2 separate regions of the Mus musculus genome follow, and region 1 is linked to region 2. A link is a loop called in an ENCODE intact Hi-C map of the cell type or tissue named here. Cell type or tissue: left cerebral cortex. All regions are shown on one strand.

Evidence for each region. Peaks named below come from ENCODE experiments on the same cell type or tissue, not always from the same donor. Only the 100,000 strongest peaks of a DNase experiment are listed, where the experiment ranks them.
Region 1: it touches region 2 in a loop (5-fold over the local background); 6 of 42 quality-filtered maps call a loop at or near these places.

The regions. Positions count from the first base shown.
Region 1 is chr7:131,904,068-131,912,067 of GRCm38, reverse strand. No RefSeq gene overlaps it. Among named protein-coding and RNA genes, the nearest start is that of Gm34725, 56 kb to the left of the region's middle. In left cerebral cortex, a CTCF peak has its summit at 3,609 (motif pointing right); DNase peaks (open chromatin) are centred at 2,194 and 5,089; H3K27ac peaks cover 894 bases.
Region 2 is chr7:131,962,915-131,970,914 of GRCm38, reverse strand. Gpr26 (G protein-coupled receptor 26) reads right to left here and starts at 4,455. Exons shown (of 3, transcript NM_173410.3): 1 at 3,320-4,455. The coding sequence starts at 3,987. Gm34725 (a long non-coding RNA gene) reads left to right here and starts at 7,178. Exons shown (of 3, transcript XR_378540.1): 1 at 7,178-7,724. In left cerebral cortex, CTCF peaks have their summits at 3,719, 4,486 and 4,753; DNase peaks (open chromatin) are centred at 3,476, 3,600, 4,492, 4,719 and 4 more places; H3K4me3 peaks cover 4,960 bases; H3K27ac peaks cover 4,774 bases.

The DNA.
Region 1 (8,000 bases), 59 kb after region 2:
TGGGAGACAGGTGATTAGGCACATGAGTGTATGTTGTGTGTGTGTAATGGGGGGAGGGCAAAATCACCTTAAAAGAAAGTGGAAAGCAAATAAAAAGATAACAAGTACATATAATTAGAATGAAGAGGTGGCATTTCCAGGTCATATGTGTGAATACTTCCATACCTTTCTGCAGACAGGTAACGCAATCTGCACTTGTGTACTCTGGGACTCCTAGTTCCTTCTCCCACTATATTAGTGGTAGCCCATGTGTTTTATGTAAAGATATAGCTGCAAAACTCCTTGTATATTCCCCCTCTCTTTTTTTTAGCATTACCAATATCAAGGCGATATTCCCCCAAGCCCAGATTCCATAGAGCATCATGCTAGAAGGTTTAAGGTCATGGAGGACAGTGATGTCCAATATCTCCTTCGCAGCATATGGAGTAATGCATAGAAATATGGGATTCTCTCTGACACTAAAGCCTCAGGACATTTGCTAATAAAAAAGACTCCATCAAAAAAAAAAAAAAAAAAAAAAAAAAAAAAGCTATGTCATTTACAGGAAAATGAGCTCAGGGCTAGTGCACAAAGGTCTGGACCAAGTAGAGTGTGCAGCTTCTTTTGGGGACCAGTACTGTTTCACAGTGGGGCTTTAAGAACAGTCAGCTATTGGATGGATCACAGGGCTCCCAATGGAGGAGCTAGAGAAAGTAACCAAGGAGCTAAAGGTATCTGCAACCCTATAGGTGGAACAACATTATGAACTAACCAGTACCCGGGAGCTCTTGACTCTAGCTGCATATGTATCAAAAGATGGCCTAGTCGGCCATCACTGGAAAGAGAGGCCCTTTGGACTTGCAAACTTTATATGCCCCAGTACAGGGGAACGCCAGGGCCAAAAAAATGGGAATGGGTGGGTAGGGAAGTGGGGGGGGGGTATGGGGAACTTTTGGGATAGCATTGGAAATGTAAAGGAAAATATGTAATAAAAATATTTAAAAAAAAAGAATGGAATCTGAAAGGACACCTTGATCCTAAGGCTGTGCAAGAAGGAGAAGACTCGGTGAGTAGAACACACTCCTGTCTCTTCTGGGTTCTATCTGATTCTGGCCCTGTTGCTTTCACTGAATCTGACCTGAAGCCTTCACAGGCATCTCTATCACTCTTCCTGCCCCGCCATCACTCAGACCACAAACCCCAGACACAATGGTCTCAGCCTAGTCACTCTGCCTCCTGAAAATCTCTCATGCTGTCTTCCTTTCTGTACTTCCATTTTCTTTACTCCCGACATCTAGATTACAGATTTTCCTTGTCTCTCTGTGTGTGATTATGTGTGTGTGTGTGTGTGTGTGTGTGTGTGTGTGTGTGTGAGAGAGAGAGAGAGAGAGAGAGAGAGAGAGAGGTCATTACATATGTGTACATGCGTTCTCATGCATGTGGAGGCCAGACATAACTTAAAATGTCATCTCTACCTTCCTTTGCCTTACTTCGCTGAGCCATGGTCTTTCACGGAACCTGGAGCTTCTGGACTCCGTTGGAAAGGCCTCCCAGCATGACCTAGGGAGCGTCCTGACTCCATCTCATCAACACTAGTTATACAAACCCTTGCTGCCACATCCTGCTTTTACCCTGATGCTGAGGAACCAAACTCAGGTCCTCATGCTTGGAGAGCAAACACTTTGCCCACTGAGCCTCCCCAGCCCCAGAGTCTCTTTACTGCTAGCTTTGATCTGACCCCACCTCAACCCCACAGACCTAGCGCATAAGCTGCATGCTCTAAGAAGCCAGACCCACCATTCCTAACCCGAGTGGCTCCCTGTGGCTGCAGGAAAATCTAAGCTCTTAACGAATGAGAAATGACCCTTTCTGATTTTGTCTAATTCTCCTTAAACACATCATCATGGTACATTAAGCATTTTATCTTAATTTAAGACCCACGTCGTTCGTTGGCTTAACGGAAGCCTTCCTTCGAGAATAAAGCCTTTGTTATGAATTCCCAGTCATTTTTCTTATATAATCCTTGCTCTGAAAATTGTCTATAATTTCCAATTTCGATCTTTAAAATAAGGGAGAACTCAAGCAGGGGCAGGTATTTTTAAACATATATGACTCTCTCCAGGCTTTTAAAATCATCCCGCCCACACCCATTTCAGAGAGTATTTTTAGCGACTTCCATTTACAGAACAAGCTTTTTTCCAAAGAACTAAACTTAGTTTTCATGGAAACAACTCTTGCTTTTGGCACGCCTGTTTCATCAGCTTCTGTAAACTGTTTAATTACAACAGCAAGCACAGCTGATCTGGGAGGCAGGATGCCTGGCCGGCAGCAGAGGGACAGCACTGGCAGACAGCCAGGCTCTGTCATCCCTGAATAAGGTAGCCAGAACATAGGAATCTTTGCTGGCACAGCTGCCCTTCTATCTAACCTCAGAATGCCCCTGTCCAGATGACCCAAGGCTCCTCTCTCATTGTCCAAAGCTTCTGTCTAATTCCACTTTACCCTCAGTTTCTCACTAGGACAGCTTTTACTTTTTTTTTTACTTTTTAAAGTCATACACACACACACACACACACACACACACACACACACACACACGGTGCATTGTGGTTATATTCTCCTCCATTACTCTTCTGTATCTCGCTGTGATGCTTTGTATGTGCTCAGCCCAGGGAGTGGCACTATTAGAAGGTGTGGTTTTTTTGGAGTAGGTGTGTCACTGTGGGTGTAGGCTTTAAGACCCTCATCCCAGCTGCCTGGAAGTCAGTATTCTGCTAGCAGCCTTCAGATGAAGATGTAGACCTCTCAGCTCCTCCTGCACCATGCCTACCTGGATGCTGCCTTGCTCCCACCTTGATTATAGACTGAAACTCTAAACATGTAAGCTAGCCCCAATTAAATGTTGTCCTTTTGAGACTTGCCTTGGTCATGGTGCCTGTTCACAGCAGTAAAACCCTAACTTAGATGCTTGGTATCTCCTTTCCTTTTATCCTTCTTCCACCTAGAGCACCCCACCCCCATCCCAACCCACCCTTTTGGCTACACCTCTGGAGAAAGTGACACACCCTCTTCCAACATCCATTAGCAGCCATCAGCTCCTCAGGAACCGTTAGCATCTCATGGTTACCTCTTCCATCCACAGTAGCATACGGGAGGGCCTGCTTCTGTGCAAGTGTTCATAGTCGCTGTGTGTTCATGGTTGCAATGGCTACGTCCTATCTGGATGACAGTGCATTGTGACACTCCTCCTATCCTCTGGCTCAAAATTCCTTCTACCATCTCTTCTGTAGTAGTCCCTGGACCTGGGGGGTGGGGATACAGATAATCCACGTAAGCCTGAGCTCATGTCAATCACGTGTCCTTAGTACTTTGACCAGATAAAAGTCTCTGCATTAGCTCTCCTCTTCTGCCCTGGAGTGAGAGTAGGACTAGGCTACGGGCATAAAGGTGAATACTTAGAAGGCAGTTTGATGTGTCTGTGATCTTCCAGTCATTATCCTTTGACCACGTTTGTAATGCGTTAGTTATGTCTTCCCTTGTATGAAGAGGATCTCAAGTTCAGACACAAAGTAACTGGTTATCCCACAAATAGTCATGCCATTATTGTTGCAGTGACCATGTACTGCCTGTGGGGGGCAGTATTGTAGCACACCTGGGTATGGTTAGCTGACCTACTTTTGCATTTCCTCCTACGGTGGCTTACATAGCACCTTCTGGCACTATCAACGCAAGTCAGCAAGGAGGGAATTTCCAATCCAGTTCTATTTTGATTTCTTTGTGTTCTATAACCAATCTGTGAGGTATTTTGAGCAATAGGGCCTTACCATCTAGTTCCAGAAGATAATTGATGGTAATGGCGGTAGTGTGAATTCTTCTGGAGGCCTCTGGGACCTTCCCAGCCAATAACTACAAAGGTATCTTATACCTGGCACTTGTTTAAAAGCCTCTAACTTCTGGATGCTGCATTCTCTACCCATGGAAGCTACCGCTATTCATTTTTAACTTGTTATTTTATTTATTTATTTATTTATTTATTCATTCATTCATTCATTCATTCATTTATTTAATGTATATGAGCATGCTGTTGCTGCCACACAAGAAGAGTACATCAAATCCCATTACAGATGTTTGTGAGCCACCATGTGGTTGCTGGGAATTGAACTCATAACCTCTGAAAGAGCAACCAGTGCTCTTAATGGCTGAGCCATTTATCCAGCCCCGTTCTTATGTTTTAATTGTATTTTTCAATTTATAAAGTAGTAGAGTTTCATGTACTTTGATCACCCCACCAACTTCTATTCCAGGGGACCTAAGGGAATTTACTTTCAAGTTTACTTCTATCATCCGGGACTCTACCCCATGCTATCAAAATATCAATCTTAAGGCCTACCCAGATCTGAGGAGATAGCTCAGTTGGTAGATTGTTTGCCATGGAAGTGTGAGGGTCTGAGCTCAATCCCTAGCACCTACATAAACAAAACAAAACAAAACAAAACAAAACAACAAGCTGGGTGTGGTGGTACATTATTGTCACCCCAGCACTGGGGAAGTAGAGACTGGCAGACCCCTGGGGCACGTGCACCAGTCAGCCTAGCCTACTCGTCCAGTTCCAGGCCAGTTAGAGACTTGTTTTCAAAAAGCAAGTCAAATGGCATCTGAGGAAAAAAATGCCTAAGATTGGCCTCTGGTGTGTGTATGCATGCACACAGACATGCACCTGAACCCACACCACACACACACACACACACACACACACACACACACACACACGCATACAAAGATTTACCTGTCACGTGTTTTAAAAGTCTCAGATGAGGATTCATTGACATAGTGCCACCTGGTTGAATAGCTTTCTGGAATAATGGCAGATTCTGCCTCTACCCTTGTCTAAAGCTTGAGGCTCACTGGCCCTGTCTATGGTGACCCTTGAGTCCCTGTATCTCTCAGCATCCAGACACTCTCCAAGGCCGCCCTCAGGGCCACTGCTGCTGTGCTTACAGGGTTTCCAGAGGCTTCTACAGAACGACCTACCCCAAGCAGGAACTGAGTCGTCTCCTTCCAACCCGACCCTCCCACACTCCAAACTCACTTCACAGACTGGTTGGCTCACTTCTCATTTCTTTCCAAAATTAAAATGTTCCCTGGATGTGCAAGTGGCAGAAGGAAGGAATGGAGAGAGAGAAGGGGAACGTTTGGAAGGAGGGAGGGGAGAAGAAAAATACATAGACTAAGTAGCTTTCCACGCTGGGCACTTTTACCCTTTATCTTATTTTTTTGGTAGACTTTTCTAAGTGTCGGTCTTGTGTTGGATAATTCCCAGCGGCAGGCGCTTTTAGCAGCAGTGTGGTATAAAATTGATGTTGGGCAATAGCAGTTCCTGGAAGCACTCTGAGTACTTTGGCTCCAGAGGCCCAGGAGCCAGAGCTCCATGGAAGCAGGAGCCAGAGTGGCTTCTGGTGAGCGAAGGGCACAAATGGCAGGGGCCAGGGCCACTCAGCACCTCAGGTCCTGCCCTTCAGGCATCTGGGAAGTGGTTCTATTGGCTCTCTTAGTTCTGATGCTGACATTGCTAATTGACTGGTTATCCTGGTGTCGAGACGCGTAGTCACAGTGCTTTCTAGATGTTCCAGTCTTAGGGAGGTGGTAAGCTTTCTGTAGAAACTGCAGAGGTAGCTTCTCTTTCAAACCTGCTATCGCAGAAGTGGAGGGAACCGTTGAATTTTCTACAGTCGCCACACACTAGTTCCCCAAAGCCTTCCTCGTTGGCACTTTCTGTGGACCTCATCCTCATCCAGAGCCTAGCTCCTCCTGTTTCCGGCTCGCTTGTGTGGAGCAGGCATCTGAAATTCCCATCACCTTCAACTTTTGACCCTAGAGCAGAGAAGGTTGCTAGAAGCAGGGTGTATGAGAGGACAGCTTTGTTTCTTCAAGGGTCTGAATGGGATTCCAACTCTGTTGGGGTATGTTGTAAGAAGGTGTCTCTGTATTGTCAATTGTTGGTTGCTGTGCCAGCAGAGAGCTAAGGACTGGCCAGATTTTGGAATTGTTAATCTTAAGGCCCATCACCTGGTTTTCTGTTTTATAAACATTCCCTTTCCTCATTTGCTGATTGGCTTAATAAAGATCCAACAGCCAATAGCTAGACAGGAAGTAGAGGGGCAGAACTTCCGGGCAGAGAAAGGGTTTCTGGGAGAAGAAATCAGAAGTGGGAGATTTCTCCAGCTGGATAGGGAAGTGGTCTGATGTGAACAGGAACAGAGGTAAAAACTAGTCATATGGCGGTGGCCTAGACTAGTTAGTCTGGTTACATTTAGATTGAGTCAGTTGAGAGTCTGCCCAGCTGAAGGCCTTACCTATAATAAATATGAATAAGTCTCTGTCATTATTTAACATCTGGCAGATTCAGAAAGTCCCACTATACAACTCCAATAAGGGGACTGGCCTGTCCAGCCTGCAACGGAGGAACAGACGTCCCAGTCTGCCCAGCTGTGCCTTCCACTGTGGGGGAGGTCAGACCTTTGGAGAAAATATTTAGTGACAGGGAGCTCACGGATCAATCAATAAGCTAGACCGACCATTTGAAGATAGGCCAGTTGATCAGGATAGTCCTGGTTTGTCCCCATAGACCTTTAGGTTTTGGGGTGACTTCATTGTAAATGAGCCTTTGCTGCTCTGAACTTCACATTGCTTATACGCAAAATGAACATGTTATTTTTGGAATCCTAAACCCCTCTTTCTTGACAGGGGCCCTGGCAGTAGGAAAAGGAAGAACGAGCAGGAGATGAGGATGAAGTTAGGTTTTCCTTAGCCCTTCCGGATTGTGTGGGAGTTCGTCCATGTGACATGTAGCAGGGTAGGAATTGGGATGAGCCCTGTCCCTGGGGGGTAGGGGAAGGAAAATCAATGGTGGAAACGAAATTCTTCATGTAGCATTTCTCTGATCAGGAAGCACAGGCCTTCCAATATGACTGCATTGATTTCCGGTCTTCCTGGGATCCATTTTCCCATATGAGTTTAAGACCCTACAACTGAGAAGGTTCCGATCCAGGAATTTTCAGCTCCACCATTTACAGTCTCTCTCCTTCACAGGGACTGGATATCAGTCAACATTGATAGATACAGGATGGAGATTGGTACTGGAGAGTACCAGGACTGGAGGATGTCCCTAAGGAGGCAGAGACTTCTCTTCCTCCTGCAGCCCAGTCTCGGGGCTAGCTTATGCTGCGATACTGACAAAACTAGAGTTCCTATGGGATCTTCAGTTTTTTCCCCATCTGGAAAGGATGGGTGGTCGGAGTCCCCCAAGGAGCCATCTAAGTGTGGTGCCTTGGTTATTAAGGGATTGAATTGACATCATGTTTCCACTCTGTCAAGGAAAACTGAGTCCCATGTTTAAAATGTGTGTGCCATCCCACCAGTGAAGTGAGTGGGGGGCCAGTACCAAGGGCTTTTCATAATTGAGGAAGCTGATCTGAAATCGTGTCAAACTGAAGTGAATTCATGAATTCATGTGTCAGTAGGTCAGGGAGGAGCCAGAAGCTCTGCTTTGCTCACAGCTCACAGCTCACAGCTCACAGTCGCTGCTGCTCCTGCTGCTCCTGCTGCTGCTGCTGGTGGTGGTCCACGAGCTACATTTGTGCGGCCAGATGTTCCAGAGGATAAAAATCTTACCTCTTCTATATCTTGTTAATGAAAACCCCTTGCCCTCACCTCAAAGAAAATAAAAGATGGCTTTTTCTACAACCACATGCAAGTGACCATGACCCAGGGACACAGATTCTGGTTGCCTCAAATTCCATGGTTCAACATGGTGACTGTTCCATGAAGTTTCTATAGGAAGAGAACAAAGAAAGTCATAAATCAAGGCACTTTTCAAATAGATTGGTAGGAGGTGGGACATAGGCCAGTTGGTAGGATGCTTCATTAATATACACTGAAACCTGACTTTCATCCTTAGAATATGATAGATCAGGTATAGTGCCAGCACTCTGGAGGCAAAGACAGGACAATCAGAAGTTCAA
Region 2 (8,000 bases):
ATAAAACTAGCCCCCAAAGGAGCCTAAAACCCTAAGTTTGAACCCCACTTTTAGGAGGTATATCTGCCAAGACAGGGGGATTAGAATGCATTTCACATAACAGTCTTTAAACCAAATTTAGAACCTCTAAGCATCTACACAGTCTGTGAGCCTCTGTCTGCCTGGTTGCTCTATAAACCTTACGGACAGATTTGGGTGTAAGCTACTTTCTAGAGCTCATCACATGCCTCCGTTTCTGGAGCGACCTCTGTCTCTGTAAAGTCAAGGGCACAGAGAGAGTCTGACCCTTCAGCCAACCTCTGACATCCTGAAGAGGCAGAGCCAGCCCTCAGCCAGTCCCTGTGGCCATGTTTCACAGGAAGCTGAGGTGGTAGAGAGAAACCCCTATACACTGGGAGGAACTTCCCATTCAGCTTGTTAGAGAGACTCTGTCACCAACAGCTTATCTTGGGGAAGCCATCTGTCTGAGGTAATGAGCCTGGGCCGGGCTGGAAAAAGAAGGCACTACAGCGGCACCACTGAGCCTGGTCTGCTTGGCTGTCCCTGGCAGCAGCAGAAGAGGTTTAACTGGAGCAGTGGTTTTCAACTTTCCTCATGCTGTGACCCTTGAATACCGTTCCTCATATTGTGGTGACCCTCAACCACAAATTATTTTCATTACTATTTCATAACTGTAATTTTGCTACTGTTATGAATCAAAATGTAAATATCTGAGTTTTCTGATGGTCTTGGGTGACCTCTGTGAAAGAGTTGTTAGACCCCACAAGGAGGTTGCTAGCCACAGGTTGTAATTAGACCCTGTCCAAAGCTTTGGCTGGGAGAACTGAATAGCAGGCACCAGGAGAGTTGAGATTTGCATATGGACCAGGCAAGTGCCACCTGCTTCCTAAAGGAAGTGACTTGGGAAACCTTAGAACAACAGAAATGAAAGATGCCACTCTGGATCTCAGATTTAGAAAAAGGAAGGTTCCTGACGTTTAGGGGTTGCTTATAGCAAAGAGGCAAAGCTTGCTATTCAGTACTGCAGGAAAAGCAGCTATCTCTGCCACCCTAACAAAGGGTACCAAACCACATCTCTTCCAGCGAAGTCCCGAGGTAAGAGGGGTAGCTGAGATGACTTCCAGTGAGCTAAGACTCCACTTGCTGTTTTGACTGTCCATAGACTACTGTCCTGGACTGACACCAAAAGACTGCATAGCATAACATAGGCTTATAGCACCAAAGGATATCCAGAGCTGAGGCGGGGAAGGACTTCACAGCAGCCCTTAGAGATAGAACCATGTCTTCTCATCTGTACCACCAAAGTGGCAGCCTGAGGATCAGCTGTCATGGAGTCCCCTGTGGACTAGCTGTCCTGTTCTGTGAGGTCCACCCCTGCTCCCCGACCCCACTCCTGCTTGAGGCCTCTGGGAAGACAGTTTGTGCTCACTAAGGAGTCTGGGGCTCTGTGACCTAATGGAGCTGCTCCTCAGGGTGGGGTGGGGGTCTAGAAGCTGGGACTCCTCCAAACAGCCCGCGGTTTAGAGGCAAGGTTCTCTGCAGAGGTGACAAAGACATGGATTCTGCTTAGTATCTGTCCCTGCTTAGGAGACCACCCAGATAACTCACTGTAGTTCTGACCTGAAGTCAGACTGGCAGGAGCAGAGGAAGTCCCTGTCTCTAAATAGAATTCAAAGTGGCCTCCACCCTCCTCTCTGGTGGGCTGAGAGCTGGTGGTGGACTTTGCATTGCTCTAAATACAATGGGCTCCTCTCCTGGCTCAGCCTTTCTTTCCCTCCATTGGGAGGCTAGACATGAGGGGGCTTTCTAGGACTTGTTCAAGTCTGCAAGCGCTAACACATCCATGCATCCTCACAAACTGCCCCAGCCCCAGCCCCAGCCCCAGCCCCAGCCCCAGCCCCAGCCCCAGCCCCAGCCCCAGCCCCAGCCCCAGCCCCAGCCCCAACCCCAGCCCCAGCCCCAGCCCCAGCCTCAGTTCTAGCCTCAAACCCAGCCCCAGCCCCAGCAGTAGCCCCAGTCCCGGTTCCAGTCCCAAACCCAGAACTAGCCCCAGAACCAGAACCAGAACCGGACCCGGACCCAGCCCCAGCCCCTTCTAAAGTGAAGGACAATGAACGGGAATGTTTCTACAAGTGTGGCTTCAGACTCTCTCCTGAAATGACTAAACTGCACAGACCATTGCTGAGAGAGCTGATGTAAGCACATTTGGTTTAAGCTTCTGTGGGGAAGATTTTATTTGGGAAAGACTGGACCACCATGTCATCTTGAATGTGTGCTCAGGGGGTGGCAGTAGACACACTCAGCCATGCCCTTCTGATGAGCGGGTAGAGTAACATTCAGCATAGTGACATTGCTCAAGGCAGGGAAGCTTCACAAAGGCTTTTGCTCAGTCTGTCCACTGTGCCCTGGAGGGTGAATATACATTGGGGTCTACATTCCATTCCCCAAGGCTCCCCACATCCTGGGGCTCTGCTCACACATTGAAGCCTAACTGTCCATCACTATTGCTCCCTGTGTGCTGTATCTTCTGTGTCAAGTGGACTCCTAAGTCCCAGGCAGCAGAGAGGGAGTCTGCTTTTAATGTATATAAACTGGCAGAGGCCACAGAAGCACCCTCCCTCTTGATGTCCTAGTCTCAAGAGGAAAGATGAGGTGAGCTCAGAACAGCCCGATTGACAGTTTCCTCCTCTTCTCCCTAAGGAACACTAAGGACCACGGAGGTTCCCAGTCCATCTTTCCATTTGCCTCCCTCCTTCTTCTCCAAAGAAATAGCAAGTCAACAGAATGGAAGTGGTGGGCAGGCTTGGTTTCAGAAACCTGAGATACAAATTCTTTAAGGGACCTTGAGGTTCCAAGTCTAGAAAACGATGGACTGAACCTTCTAGGAAGGCAAGAAGAACTGGGGCCCTCAGAGCTCATCACTGGGAGAAGGTGCTATGGATTCTGTTTAATGAGGACTCATGCGAGGAGATCCAGGTGGCACCACACCCAGGACTGCAAAGACCCAGAGGAATAACACCCACCATTTGAAGAGTTCTTAAGGGTTTTCCAATCCTCTAGATACCCCTCTCAGATCCAAACCACTTTCAAGCTTCGAAAAGTGAACAGAGTTCACTGCCCAGAGTATAAGGGTAACAAGATGTTCTGGCTGGGGTTTCAGTCCCATGTTTCAGAAAGTGAAGCTCTAGGCACCCGTTTAAACAGGATCTGCTATTCCACCCGTGCTTAATGCCATTGATGCAGAAAGGGGATCTCCCGGGATGCTGGGACCTTCCTAACTCAATACCAAGTGCTCAGAGTCTTGGGTCAGGGCACTCACCTGGGGTGTATGTCCACCAACAGCACAAGCGTCTGCATGGTGATCACGTCGATGCGCTTGCAGTGGAAGCGGGCCACCTTGAGCACCTTGAGGTACGTGAAGCAGAGCACGATGAAGGAGAGCAGGAAGCTGAGCGCATGGAAGGCGCTGGTGAAGACAGCAAAGCGCAGGCGCTCGTCCGGCCGCCGGCTGCACAGTGTGCACGAGGCATATAGCTGGTGGAAGCCGAGCCAGGACAGGGCGAGCGCGGTGGCCGGGAAGGTGAGCGCGTGCAGCCACGTGTAGGCCACCATGAAGGCGGCATCTCGGAGGCGCATCTTGGCACGGTAGCTCAGCGGAAAGACCACAGCCACCCAGCGGTCGATGCTGAGCGCGGCCATGCTGAGCATGGAGTTGGCGGCCAGAAAGGTGTCGAGGAAGGCGGCCAGGCGGCACAGGCGGTCCCCGGCCGGCTGCCGTTGTGCCACGACGCCGGCCAGTGTTAGTGGCATGTTGACCACGGTACACAGCAGGTTGCCACACGTGAGGTTGAGAGTGAAGAGCGCCGGCGCCTGGCGGCGGATGTCAGCGCTGTGCAGGAGGCAGAGCAGCACCAGCCCGTTGGACAGCAGCGACACGCCGATAGTGCCCACCAGCAGCCCCGCCAGGCCCGCGTCCCACGAGTTCATGGTGCGCGCCCGCCGCTGGCGCTCAGGGCCCGCAACCCCGCGCCGCCATGGCGCAGCCTGCTGTCGACTCAGCCCCTAGGCGACACGGCAGCCCAGCGACCCCTGGCCCTTGTCGCCATGGCTACCCAGAGGGCATCCACCAACCCAGAAGCCCGCGCCACCCCCTGGGCCAGCACCTAGGCACGCAGCCTCCCGGAGCCCCGCGCCACCTCCCAGGCGAGCACCTGGGCACGGAACCACTCGGAGTCTGGGGTCACCTCACCGGCGATCACCTAGGCGAGTGTTCACTCCCAGTCCCGCACCACCTCTTGGCCTGTGCTCCTCTGACCTCCTGAAGTGCCCTGGAATCCGGGGTCGCAGTCTCCTGTGGTCACTGGCTTTGCGTCTGCCTGCACCCGCCCTTACTGGGTCCCTCTCAGCTCTGGCTCTGCTCCGCACACCCTTCTGCTTTGTGGCTTTCTCTCTGTCTCCCTCTCTCTGCCTCTGTGCTCAGTCTCCTGTGTGCTCTCACTTTCTGCCCCCTCCCCCTTCTGTCTCTCCCACCTCCAATTTTCTCCTCCCTTTCTTTCTCCTTTCTCTCTTTTTTCTCTTAGGAAACTGGCTGCTTCTGAGAAGGAAATCCCACCGATTCTCTCTCTCTCTCTCTCTCTCTCTCTCTCTCTCTCTCTCACACACACACACACACACACACACATACACACACACACACACTTGGAGGGAAGGAGCCCTACCGGCTCCCTTGCAGAATGGCTGGCTCCCAGTGGCTCCCCTCCTCCCCTTCCTTTCTATCCTCCCCTATATGAGCTGGAGACAGGCTGAGTCAAGAAATCTAGGAAAAGGGAAGAATGTCTGGGCACCCTCATGTCCCAGTGCTGCTTGTCCCTGCCTAGGTGACCAGACCTTGACCCAGTCCACCTGCCCCATAGCTGCCCAGCATCTAGGATTGCTGCTGTTATCTAAGATGAACTGGGGAGCTTGGCTAGGCTTCTGCTGAGCTGGGATAGAATTCACAGTTCTGTCTTGCATTATGGCCAGAGATCTCCTGAGATCTCCCCTCATCTATCTGCAGGCAGTTGCTGTACTGCTGGACACTGAGTCTCCAGAGCTTCGTCTCTTCACTCTCTAGTCATTCAGCTACACTCTCAGATATGGTGCAAGGTCACTTGAGGCTCACCGGGACATCCCTTGGGCATGCCATCAGTCAAGAACACACTCTGTCCATGGTCATCAGAAGTAGTCCTGGTGTAGCTGGTTCTGGACACTCATTGTGTCCTGGGCCAGCTGCTGTCCTGTCCATTCTGGGTGTGGCGAGCCAGCGAGTATAAGCTTATTAGGCATGTGGATGAACTGTTCAGAGAATGGGAGGATAGCGGATGTCTCTGTTTGATCCAGATCATCAGAGTTTGGGACATAAAGGGTCTCAGCCTCCCCTCAGGTAAACATGTGGGAACTGTGTCTCTTCTATCCCTAGTCCAGACTCCGTAGTTTCAAAGGTGCTTGGTGGACAGACAGGTGACAACTTTCAGAGCTTCCTCAGTCTCTTGCCTTTCTATGGGATGCTACCTCCTCCAGTGACCACCTACACTGTATTTCAGAGCCTGGTGAGATGGCCAGTGATGACTGTACATAGCCAGACCTCAGTCTGAAAGAAACCAAATATAGACAGTTTCCCTAAGGGAGCTGTTGTGTCTCCCCCATCACACTAATTATCTTCCCTCACATAGATTCAAGGATGGAGGGGGTTAATCTAAAGCACCTGCAAGTCAGAGAGAACAATGGCCTTTCTCTTCTACACCTTGACAGATGCTAAGCACCACTATAATGAATATACCCAAGAGTGCCCAGGACAGGACCACTTCTTACCAGCTTCCAAGGGTGCCTGGGAACCCTTCTGCAACCCCCCTTAAGAGGCAGCACATTGGTAATAGAAACCTGACACTCTAAGGGCATTTATACCACAGAAACAAACAAATGTCACAGCTCAGCCCGCCCCACCCGCAATCTGAGCCCGTGGTTAAGCAGTTACCAGCACATCACTCACTGACCTCACAAGACCCTGAGCCAAACACCCATCTTCCCCGAGTCTTGGCTTCCTTATCTGTTTTTTAGAGCTGCGTTGATACTGTGTGGAAGTGGTTTTGCCTCTCAGGGAAGAGAAAAGCAAGCAGAATGCTGTCATCCTTCTCAGCCCTTGGTCTCCTCATGGGGCCTACAGAACTCAGGTTGGCTGTGCATCTTCATCTCTTGCTTGGTTGATGACAACAACAATGTGGGCTGTTCACCCATGTGTCTCCCTGCTTCCACAGACTGTCTTGATAAGCCTCTCCCCTGGGATGAGATGGATGTTTAGGGATTGCTTCTGGAGTAAACCAGTATGTTTTGGGACACACCAGTGGATCCTTGATTCTTACATTATAATGTTCTATAGAATGACTTCCTGTGCTGTTTAAATTCAGATTCCTGGGGTTTCTAAGTCAGGTTTGCCTCATTTACTAGCTCTACAAATGATGCTCAGAAGTGGTCAGGCTAGACAGATGATGCTAACCATGCCCTGGACACATCCACCATCAGTGGCCTAATGCTCTGGCCTCACAAAAGGACCACCAGTGTTTGTAGGAAGCACAGGCTACAATGCATTAATTCATGGCATACAAGTTGCCAAAACCTGTCCAAACATCACATCTGATTTAATTCTTGCAAAAATGACAAGAGAAAGAGTTAACTACAGCTGGTATTTCGGAGATAAAGACAGCAGAGAACAGACAGAGACGTTAAGTGACACAACTGGCGAGGGATGAAGCCAGCATACCCAGCTCCACAGGCTGGCTTTTACTGTGAGCTTCAGAGCTCCTCAGTCACCCTTTCAATGAGATGCCTTTGTTCTATAACTTAAAAGAACCTCGACTTCTCTGCATCAAATGATGTTGATAACCAGGTAACTGGGCCAACAGTAAGAAATCAGTATTTCAGTTCTCTCTCTCTCTCTCTCTCTCTCTCTCTCTCTCTCTGTGTGTGTGTGTGTGTGTTCTCTCTCTCTCTTTCTCTCTCTCTCTGTGTGTGTGTGTGTGTGTGTGTGTATCTCCCTCCCTCCCTCCCTCCCTCCCCCCAGCCACCTCACCTCACACACTCAGCATATTGAAGATCATTTGTTCTCTGAATTCCTAAGGGCAACATTGAAAGGTTAAAATGCCAGAATAGAAATTCAGAATATTATAACTCAGTTTGCTGAGGAACCAAGGCTCATTTTCTCCTGCTTATTTAAACAAAATTTTCTGCTCCCAGTGGGATTGTAGGAGGGCTGATCTCCATGGCAACCAGGTCCCCAGCCTTGTTGGCCTTAGCCAGGTCAGGCTTCAGAGTTCGGGTCTAACATAGCCTTACACACTCATAATGAGGTCACAACCATAGCTCTGTCTGGGACCTGATACTAGTCTATGATGATCCTCCAGAAGAGAATCTGAGAATCCAGCCCACTCAGCCAGGGGCTGCAAGGTCCTGAGTATGCCTTCCAGAGAACCACATGGTGGCTCTTCAGAGAGTGCTCTTTCAAGCCAGAGGGAAGTCAGTGGTGATGGAATGTTGATGGCAGTATTAACATGACTCATAAAATGCTGTAACTGTGCTCCCTAGGGAAGCTCAACAACAGGACTACACAGGGCAGAGGAATGCTTTGTCAATCCTTGCAGGAACTCCCCGGCGTACATATTCTGGCACGTGAAAGAATATTTCCAGAACAGGTAAACGTTTGCTCAAGGTCACTTTCAGCCACAGTAGGTGATCAAGTTGAATTGGTTAGAGAGCCACATCTAGTAATGTAATGCATGGACATGCACACACACACACACACACACACACACACACACACACACACACACACACAGACACACACACAGACTCACTCACACACACACAGACACAGACACACACACACAGACACACACACATACAGACTCACTCACACACACACACACACACACACAGACACACACACACATACACACACAAAGACACAC